Linked DNA regions of Homo sapiens: region 2 is linked to region 1. Evidence: read pairs that join two places in POLR2A ChIA-PET (ENCODE). Cell type or tissue: endothelial cell of umbilical vein. All regions are shown on one strand. Each heading gives the region's core, and the rest is flanking DNA. Links, peaks and the distances in the headings are about the cores only. Region 1 overlaps EFEMP1 (EGF containing fibulin extracellular matrix protein 1). Region 2 overlaps PNPT1 (polyribonucleotide nucleotidyltransferase 1).

The links. Peaks named below come from ENCODE experiments on the same cell type or tissue, not always from the same donor. Only the 100,000 strongest peaks of a DNase experiment are listed, where the experiment ranks them.
Region 2: POLR2A ChIA-PET joins it to region 1 with 5 read pairs; 3 of 35 experiments call an interaction of 5 or more read pairs at or near these places.

What each region holds. Positions count from the first base shown.
Region 1 is chr2:55,878,408-55,882,809 of GRCh38, forward strand. EFEMP1 (EGF containing fibulin extracellular matrix protein 1) reads right to left here. Exons shown (of 12, transcript NM_001039348.3): 6 at 3,205-3,327. Among named protein-coding and RNA genes, the nearest start is that of EFEMP1, 43 kb to the right of the region's middle. In endothelial cell of umbilical vein, for the core only: no CTCF peak of the experiment used is centred there; no DNase peak of the experiment used is centred there; H3K27ac peaks cover 237 bases.
Region 2 is chr2:55,630,978-55,635,379 of GRCh38, forward strand. PNPT1 (polyribonucleotide nucleotidyltransferase 1) reads right to left here. Exons shown (of 28, transcript NM_033109.5): 28 at 3,084-4,402. PPP4R3B-DT (PPP4R3B divergent transcript) reads left to right here. Exons shown (of 3, transcript NR_186624.1): 3 at 1,003-1,924. Among named protein-coding and RNA genes, the nearest start is that of PPP4R3B-DT, 15 kb to the left of the region's middle. In endothelial cell of umbilical vein, for the core only: no CTCF peak of the experiment used is centred there; no DNase peak of the experiment used is centred there.

The DNA of each region.
Region 1 (4,402 bases), core at 324-4,323:
GTTACCTCTTGAGAGTGCTCTTTTGACACTTTGATGAAGTGTTCCAGCCTGTGTCCTTCTCATATAAATATTTTCAACTATAAAATGCTCAACTAAGAACTTGCTAAGTAGGACTAACATCTTAGAAGCATAATAAAATTTCATTAATTCATGATTCTACACTTTGTGACAACTTCAACATGGCATGTGTAATTTAAAACAACCATTATGCATATACAATGTAATGCTATATAGTGACACTGCCTTGTGGTAAAACAAAACAAAACAAAACAAACCTTTATGCTGGGCTCTTTTGGTACTTTAATAACTAAAATTAAGTAGTGTGCTCAAGTGGCCTCAGGATAACCTGAGTCTGAATCTTTGTTCTGGCAATTACTAGCTTGGTCTTAACTTCTCGAGCTTGCATTTCCTCTTCTGTGAGTAGAATTATTGGGAGGGTTACAAGACATAATGTAGGCAAAGTTACTGGCACAAAGCAAGTAAACATAAATGGGAGCTAATAAGCTGCAAGATATATTTGATTTAACTTGAATACTGAAATAAATAGTAAGAAGATATTCACATGGCTTTTCCCCTTACTTTGGTTCAGGTGTCCATTCAAATGTCACCTCCTCAGGGTGGCCACCTTTCCCACCAATATCAAATAGGTTCTTCTGCCCTATCTATTCCCTTACCTTGCTTTAGACTTCTTTGTAGTCCTTAACAGTACTCGACATTGTGTTATGTGTTTATTTGCTTCTTGTGTGTTCCCTCACTATAGTGCATGACATTCTCCCCTTGAGGTGGAGGTAGAGGGTTTTTTGTCTGTTCATTGTTAGATCTGGAATAGGGCCTGGCATAGTAGTAGGTGTTCAATAAACATTATTCGAATAAATCGAAACTTCACACTAATTAAGAGCAATTTTAGCATAGTGCTTCCTAGTCCTCAGTACTATCATCAGGTGCTAGTATTGATAGCTAATTTGTATGAATGGTATTATACTTTCTAATAGCTCCACGAGGGCTATGAATTTGTAAAATTTGTTTACTATTATCCCAGTTCCTAGAACAATGCTTGTTACACAGTAAGCCCTCAATAACTATTTGGTGAATATGTGACGCATGTCTTCTTAACTAATAAACATTCATTGAACCATTCTTATTTGCTGGTACTGTGTTTGGCACCCCAAGTTTATAATGATAATCAGTATACATGTGTTCTGCCTTGTCTGGTATGAAAGACAGGCATGAAACAAATTATTCCATGGAATGAGAAGATCAACAATAGAAAGGAGTGTATGGGACACAGGGAGCACCATGCTACTTGAAGTGTGGCCTGCTGACTGCTGCTGGTTCATGGGCTATTTGGACCAGTCTGCAATGAATAAATACAGAAACTGAGAGTACATGTTTAGAAATAGCAATTTGACATTAGTGCAACATTATTTTTATTGTGCTTTACAGAAGTATTGGTCTGCCGTAGATTGGAAATTTACAAAAAAGTATCCTTCATCATAATTTGAGAAGTACTGGCACAGGGGAGGAGCAACTAATTATATTTGGGTAAATCATAGCAGGCTTCCCAGAGGAAGTGATCCTAAGCTAGGATTTGACAGTGAAATAAGAATTTGCCAGGAGGGAATGTTTTTGTTGTGTAAAGAGCTTGTATAGAGGCACCAAAGTGTAAGTAACACTGTGTGACGTGTGTGGGGAACTGGTGGAATAAAGCTGGGGTGTAATATTTTGTGGTGGGGGAGAGGTGTTTATGCAACAGAACTGGACAATGATCAGATTGAGCAAGACCTTTCATGCTCTGTCGAGGAATGTAGACTTGATTCTCTCAGTGAGGGAAGCAGGAGGGGAAGACACATGATTAGATCTGAGTTTAGGAATATTTCCTCCTACCACATTAAAAGGGCTGTGACCGTATGTTCCATTATCTTTGATTCACCCCACACTAAGTTGGATTAGTTCTTTTTTCTGTACTTTTTATGCCCTCAAATATTTATTTTCCTGTCTAATACAATGGCCAAACTTTGTTATCTCTGGAGTTTTCTACACACTCTTCTTTTAAATCACAGCTTCATTTATAGCAAACCCTGGGCCTTCCTCAGAGGCTGGGCACTAACCCCAGCATCTAGGCACAGCCCTATGGCAGACAGAACTGGGCTGGGGCCCACATGGAACTCAGTGTTGACATGTGAACATCAACAGCTCACATTCTCAGGCGAAAACTGACGCTGGTTGTCTGTCCCCACATCCTCACCCTCTGTTCCTAAGAGGAAATAAGGCTTTTTCACTGATCTGTGGTAAGAAGGGGTATGTAAATAAATGGACAGTCAGAGTTTCATGCCTAGTGCTGGGCCTCATGATTGAGCCCAGAGTACTGTATTTTACTTCACTATCTGCCAGTTGGCTTCCTCATACTTTGATCTTCCATTCACTCAAAACACACGCATAGAGCCTCCATCACATGGTGGGCACACTTCAGGGACTGGGGAGACCACAGTGACACAAGATGACCTGGTCTTGCTGTCAGGGAGCTCACGCTCTTAGGCCCTCCAGCAGAGGCACGTGCTGAACTTGGCTTTGTACTCATGGTACCCTACAAAGGCTTGCAGTATAAAGAGCCTTTAATACCCATCTGTTGACTCAGAATACAACGATAGCAAACAGCTTTACTGCACAGGGACAGGCACTATTCTAAGCATTCCCTACATGAGCTCTGGAGGTAGGGCCTAGTATCATCTCCACAGTACAAGTGAACATAGTGAGACACAGGATTTAAGTAACTTGCTCAAGGTCTCAAAGCGAGCTGGGGTTGGTGCTTGGAATGCAACTCCACCATTTGCTCTATGTGCTGTGCTATGCTATGCTCTGCAGCAGTGAATGGTGAATGAAGCCCACAGTACCAGTGTGTTAGCGCGATGGCCCCCAAAACAGCAAATTTAAATTTTTTTGTGGTTGTTTTTATTGTCCCATTCATACCCCAAATTTCTGCTCTTGCTTCGTCTAACATTTAACCAACACTTTGTTATCCAGAATAGCTCAACCTTTAAGGTTGTTTCTTGTTATTGTGGAAAATGGATTGGTAGTCTATAAAAAAATAAGGAATTATTGGCTACCACTCTCCAAAGAAACATGAATGCTTTGATTGGAATGCTTGAGGTTGAAACAGTTAAGGTACTCAAGACAGGACCGTGCTCACTGCACTGTGGTACTTACCTACGCACTGCTCCCCTCGCTTCTGATATCCAGGAGGGCACTGACATGCAAAGGATCCCCGTAAATTGATGCACACTTGGTCTGCTCTACAGTTGTGCGTCCCTGCAGTGCACTCGTCTATGTCTGTCAGAGACATGCAACACAGAAAGAATTGTCAGTTGTGAAGATGTTGATATTTCCTCCATTTTGCCACTTCTTAAGCTAAATTTTTACTTTATTCTTAAAAGTTTATAATGTTCTTGCATTGGAAATGTTTAAAATTATAAATTATTTCAAGTGTTCAGAAAATAATTTTGCAAATACCAGTGAGTACTGCTCAGATTTAACAAATGCTAACATTTTGTCATGTTGGTCTTGGCTCATTTTGTTTTGTTAAGAAACATTTCAGATACAGCTAAAGCCTCACACCATCCTCATCCCTTGACCCATCAGCTACCACTGTCTCGGTAGGAATGAATCCTTCCCTGAGATGTTTTTGTACTTTTGTTAGACAGGGATGCATCCATTAGAACATATGGTATTGTTTTGTATGTTAAAAATTTTAATAGATTGTATGATACTTGCTTTTCCATCCAATATATTGTATTTGAGATAATTTCCATTGACAAATTTCTAAAAATCTAACCAATAACTGGGTGTAATCAACCTTTAATATTATACGTTCCCTGTAGCTGTTTGTTTTTGCAAACAGCAGGGCAACATGTATGTATAAATCTTTCATTGCAAATTTCAGAATGCAAAGGATTCAATTTGATCATATTCCTCTAGCCTGTGTAGTTTAAAAATCCATATTTTCTCAAAGCAGTGTACTTCTTGGAATAATTTACTAAATGTGCCTTAATGAGTATGCAGGTTACAGTTCTAGAAAAGTAAAAAATGCTCAGTGATAGCATAATGAACTAGTTATAAGAAATTTCTTTCAGATCAAAAGGTGATATAAATTTGTGTGTGTACATTCATATTTACAGTAATTTATAAGTAAAATCTAATTTTGCCTTATCTGTATCACTTTTATATTCATTCGGCTCTCCTATATCATGAAGTTAAGTAGTACACAAAAAAGGATCATATAATTTCATCATTCTTCAACAACCACTCTAAGCTTCATTAACAATATCATAAAACTTGTGATTCCTAGATGACAATTTTTGTATAAAAACCAAAATACTACCCTGGGTCTACCACAGTGATGATTTAA
Region 2 (4,402 bases), core at 212-4,211, 250 kb before region 1:
CGGGAGGTGGAGGTTGCAGGGAGGTGGAGGTTGCAGGGAGGTGGAGGTTGCAGTGAGCTGAGATCACGCCACTGTGCTACAGCCTGGGCGACACAGTGAGACTCCGTCTCAAAAAAAGAAAAAAAAAAAAATATCATATTGTATTGGCCATCCCTTGTTTCATATTCGTTAATAAACTTTGCTACTTTGCTTTCTAATTTCGGTGAAGAACAAGCACAAGATTAAGGAGTAAGACTATGTGAAACTGGGTTATAAATTGAAAGGCTGTTGGCTGTTGTATCTTGTAAACAATTCAACGCAATGCCAAGTGAAAATGAAGTTGTTAGTCCCTCTATCTAGAATTCTTTCCCAAATAGCTGCATATCTTTTTCCTCTGCTTCATTTAAGTCTGTGCTGAAATGTTATCTACTCAGAGAAGACATTCTGGATCATTTCATATTAAATAGTAACTTTTATCACTCTATCTCTTTATCTAGTTGTTTTTCTTTAAGGTACCTACCACTACCTGACATGTTGTACAGTTAAGTTCTTACTTAATGTCTTCGATAGGTTCTTGCAAACTGTAACTCTAAGATAAACTACATAAAATGAAACCAAATTTACCACAGGCTAATTGATATAAACAAGAGTTAAGATCCTATGGCACATTTCTGGTAAAAAAAAAAAATTACCAAACTTGCAAATAAAGACCAAAACATTTCTGATGTTAAACACTGAAGTAAATGTGAGCTAGACAACATTCAAGAAAGATGAATAAAACAAGATGATTTATCAAATTACAACAGTTCAGGGTTTTGGGTGGTTGGAGCCCATCCTGGCAGTTCAGGGTGCCAGGTGGGAAGTGATACTAGACAGGACAGCCATCACATTGCAGGGTGCACTCACACACACATCCACACTCACTCAGACTGGGCAACAAGAGCAAAACTCTGCCTCAAAACAAACAACAAACAAAATAAAATAAATTATCCAGACTCAGGTATTTCTTCTTTCTTTTTTGAGATGGAGTCTCCCTGTGTCACCCAGGCTGGAGTGCAGTGGCATGATCTCGGCTCACTGCAACCTCTGCCTCCCAGGTTCAAGCGATTCTCCTGCCTCAGCCTCCTGAGTAGCTGGGATTACAGGCGTGCACCACTATGGCCGGCTAACGTTTGTATTTTTTTTTCAGTAGAGACGGGGTTTCACCATGTTGGCCAGGCTGGTCTCGAACTCCTGACCTCAGGTGATCCACCTGCCTCAGCCTCCCAAAGTGTTGGGATTACAAGCATGAGCCACCGCATCCAACCTCAGGTATTTCTTTATAGCAATGCAAGAATGGACTAATATACTCCTGCAGACGTGGGAAAAAGTGCAGACTCCACACAGACGGTAAGCCTGGCCAGGAATCAATGTTTTGTTTCCTTCTCAACAACATTTTAATGCAAATGATGTTGAAAAAAAAGTTATTCAAGGACCTGCTGTATCGTAATTTGCTATCAATTTCCAAACTCTAGAATATGAGCATTGGAACTTTAGCTGTTTTGTCTGTTTTTGTTATTTTGAGATGGAGTCTTGCTCTGTTGCCCAGGCTGGAGTACAGTGGCACGATCTCGGCTCACTGTAACCTCTGCCTCCCGGGTTCAAGTGATTCTCCTGCCTCAGCCTCCCGAGTAGCTAGAACTACAGGCATGTGCCACCACGCTTGGCTAATTTTTGTATTTCTAGTAGAGACGGGGTTTCTCCATGTTGGCCAGGCTGTTCTCAAACTCCTGGCCTCAGGTGATCCACCCGCCTCAGCCTCCCTAAGTGCTGGGATTACAAGTGTGAGCCACCGTGCCCGGCCTAACTTAGGTCTTTTATTTACTGACACATCCCCTGCATACCTTATAATGCCTGGCACATGTTAAATGATGAATAAAAGAATGCTATGCTTGGCTGAACTGAACTAAGAAAGATATTCATGTTTTCATTTTAGATCCAAGAATGTAAGATATTCTGTAATAGAAGAAAAAATGATTATATAAAAACTGTACTGTGATAGAACAGTAACTTATGGAGTATGTGTGTTCCTGTATCAAAACAAAAGTCATGGGAAAAAAAGTCTTACTTTTAAGTACTTGTATTGAGCTAACCACCAAAGATGGCATTCAGTTTGATCTGAGTCACTATAAATTAGTGTTTCCAGCATATAATATAGCCGTCATAGAAAAACTTCATTGGGGCCAGGCGCAGCGGCTCATGCTTGTAATCCCAGCACTTTGGGAGGCCGAGGTGGGCAGATCACAAGGTCAGGAGATGAGACCATCCTGGCTAACATGGTGAATCCCCGTCTCTACTAAAAAATACAAAAAAAAAATTAGCCGGGCATATTGGCAGGTGCCTGTAGTCCCAGCTACTGGGGAGGCTGAGTCAGGAGAATGGTGTGAACCCGGGAGGCGGAGCTTGCAGTGAGCTGAGAATGCACCACTGCACCCCAGCCTGGGCGACAGAGCAAGATGCCATCTCAAAAAAATAAGAAAAAATAAAATAAAAATACAAAAATTAGCCGGGTGTAGGGCACCTGTAATCCCAGCTACTAGGGAGGCTGAGGAAGGAGAGTTGCTTGAACCTGGGAAGTGGAGGTTGCAGTGAGCCAACATTGCGCCGCCGCACTCCAGCCTGGCAACAGAGTGAGATTCTGTCTCAAAAAAAAAAAAAAAAAAAAGAAAAGAAAGAAAGAAAGAAAGAAAAAGAAAAACTTCATTGGAAAGTAGGGAAAACTACCAACATTTAAATGAAGACAAAAATAAGAAAAGTTCAGACATAAAGTGTAGGCTCTTGGTTTAAGCAGAAATGGTGTTCTTTTGGTGGTTTGCAGTTAGTAAGCTGTATTTGTACTTTGTGTCAGTTCAGGTTTCTGGAGTTTGTTTAAGAACTGGCTTCATTTTCCATATTATTAGGAGTTGGGAGTTCCTTTGAAAAAGAAAACAGAAAATTTAAGAAAAACACAAATTGCAATTTTGAAATTCTACCATTAAGGATGATATCTTAAAATAAGAATTATGTCTTAGAAAGCAGAAGTGAGAATAAAAACTTTTGTTACTGTTATTAAATAATAGTCGATATCAAGTGTAGAAAGCAAATAAATTTAATCTTTCATTTTCAATTAATCTTTAATATTTCAGAAGTATATCAACATTGCCTAACATGCTATTTTACACACAATAGATATATAATCAATGTTTATTGACTTAAAAATCTTTGGTTTAGCCAGATAAATTTGTAATATTTTATGAACTAGTTAACCCTGAGTCATGAATTTACCTTTTTTTTTTTTTTTTCTGGAGACGGAGTCTTGCTCTGTCGCCCAGGCTGGAGTGCAATGGCGCAATCTCGGCTCACTGCAACCTCCATTTCCCAGGCTCAAGTGATTCTCCTGCCTCAGCCTCCCGAGTAGCTAGGATTACAGGTGCCTGCCACCATGCCCAGCTAATTTTTGTATTTTTAGTAGAGATGGGGTTTTACCGTGTTGGCCAGGCTGGTCTTGAATTCCTGACCTCATGTAATCCACCCGCCTCGGCCTCCCAAAGTGCTGGAATTACAGGCATGAGCTTCTGTGCCCACCATTTTTTTTTTTGAGATGGAGTTTTACTCTTTTTGCCCAGGCTGGAGTGCAGTGGTGCGATCTCAGCTCACTGCCACCTCTGCCTCCCAGGTTCAAGAGATTCTCCTGCCTCAGCCTCCTGAGTAGCTGGGATTACAGGCGCCCGCCACCACACCCAGCTAATTTTTGTATTTTTAGTAGAGATGGGGTTTCACCATGTTGGCCAGGCTGGTCTCGAACTCCTGACCTCAGGTGATCTACCCGCCTTGACCTCCCAAAGTGTTGGGATTACAGGTGTGAGCCACCATGCCTGGCCAGATATACCTACATTTTTATAAGATTTAAAATTTTTTTTAGAGATAAGAGTCCTGCTATGTTGCCCAGGCTGGAGTACAGTAGCTATTCACAGGTATGATTGTTGCACACTACAGTGTCGAACTTCTGGGCTCTAGTGACCTTCCCACTTCAGCCTTCCAAGTAGCTGGGACTACAGGCACGTACCACTGAGTCCAGTGTATTTTTATAAGATTTTAAAAAAGATTACACATTCTAAATTATGACGTCCACATACCATTTACTTTTCTGTGGAATTATAAGGTGATATTTTAAATGATGGGAATGAACAACTTGACATGTGTATCAGTAACCTCTAAACATCTATTTCAAACATCTATTAACCGAAAGTCATGATCCTTCAGCTCTTATACTAAGAACTTCCATACATTAGAGCAATACACATATTCAAATTGACCTAGTTCAATTTGATAAGTAAACAATTTTTTTTTTTTTTTTGAGACGGAGTTTTGCTCTTGTTGCCTGAGCTGGAGTGCAATGGCGCAA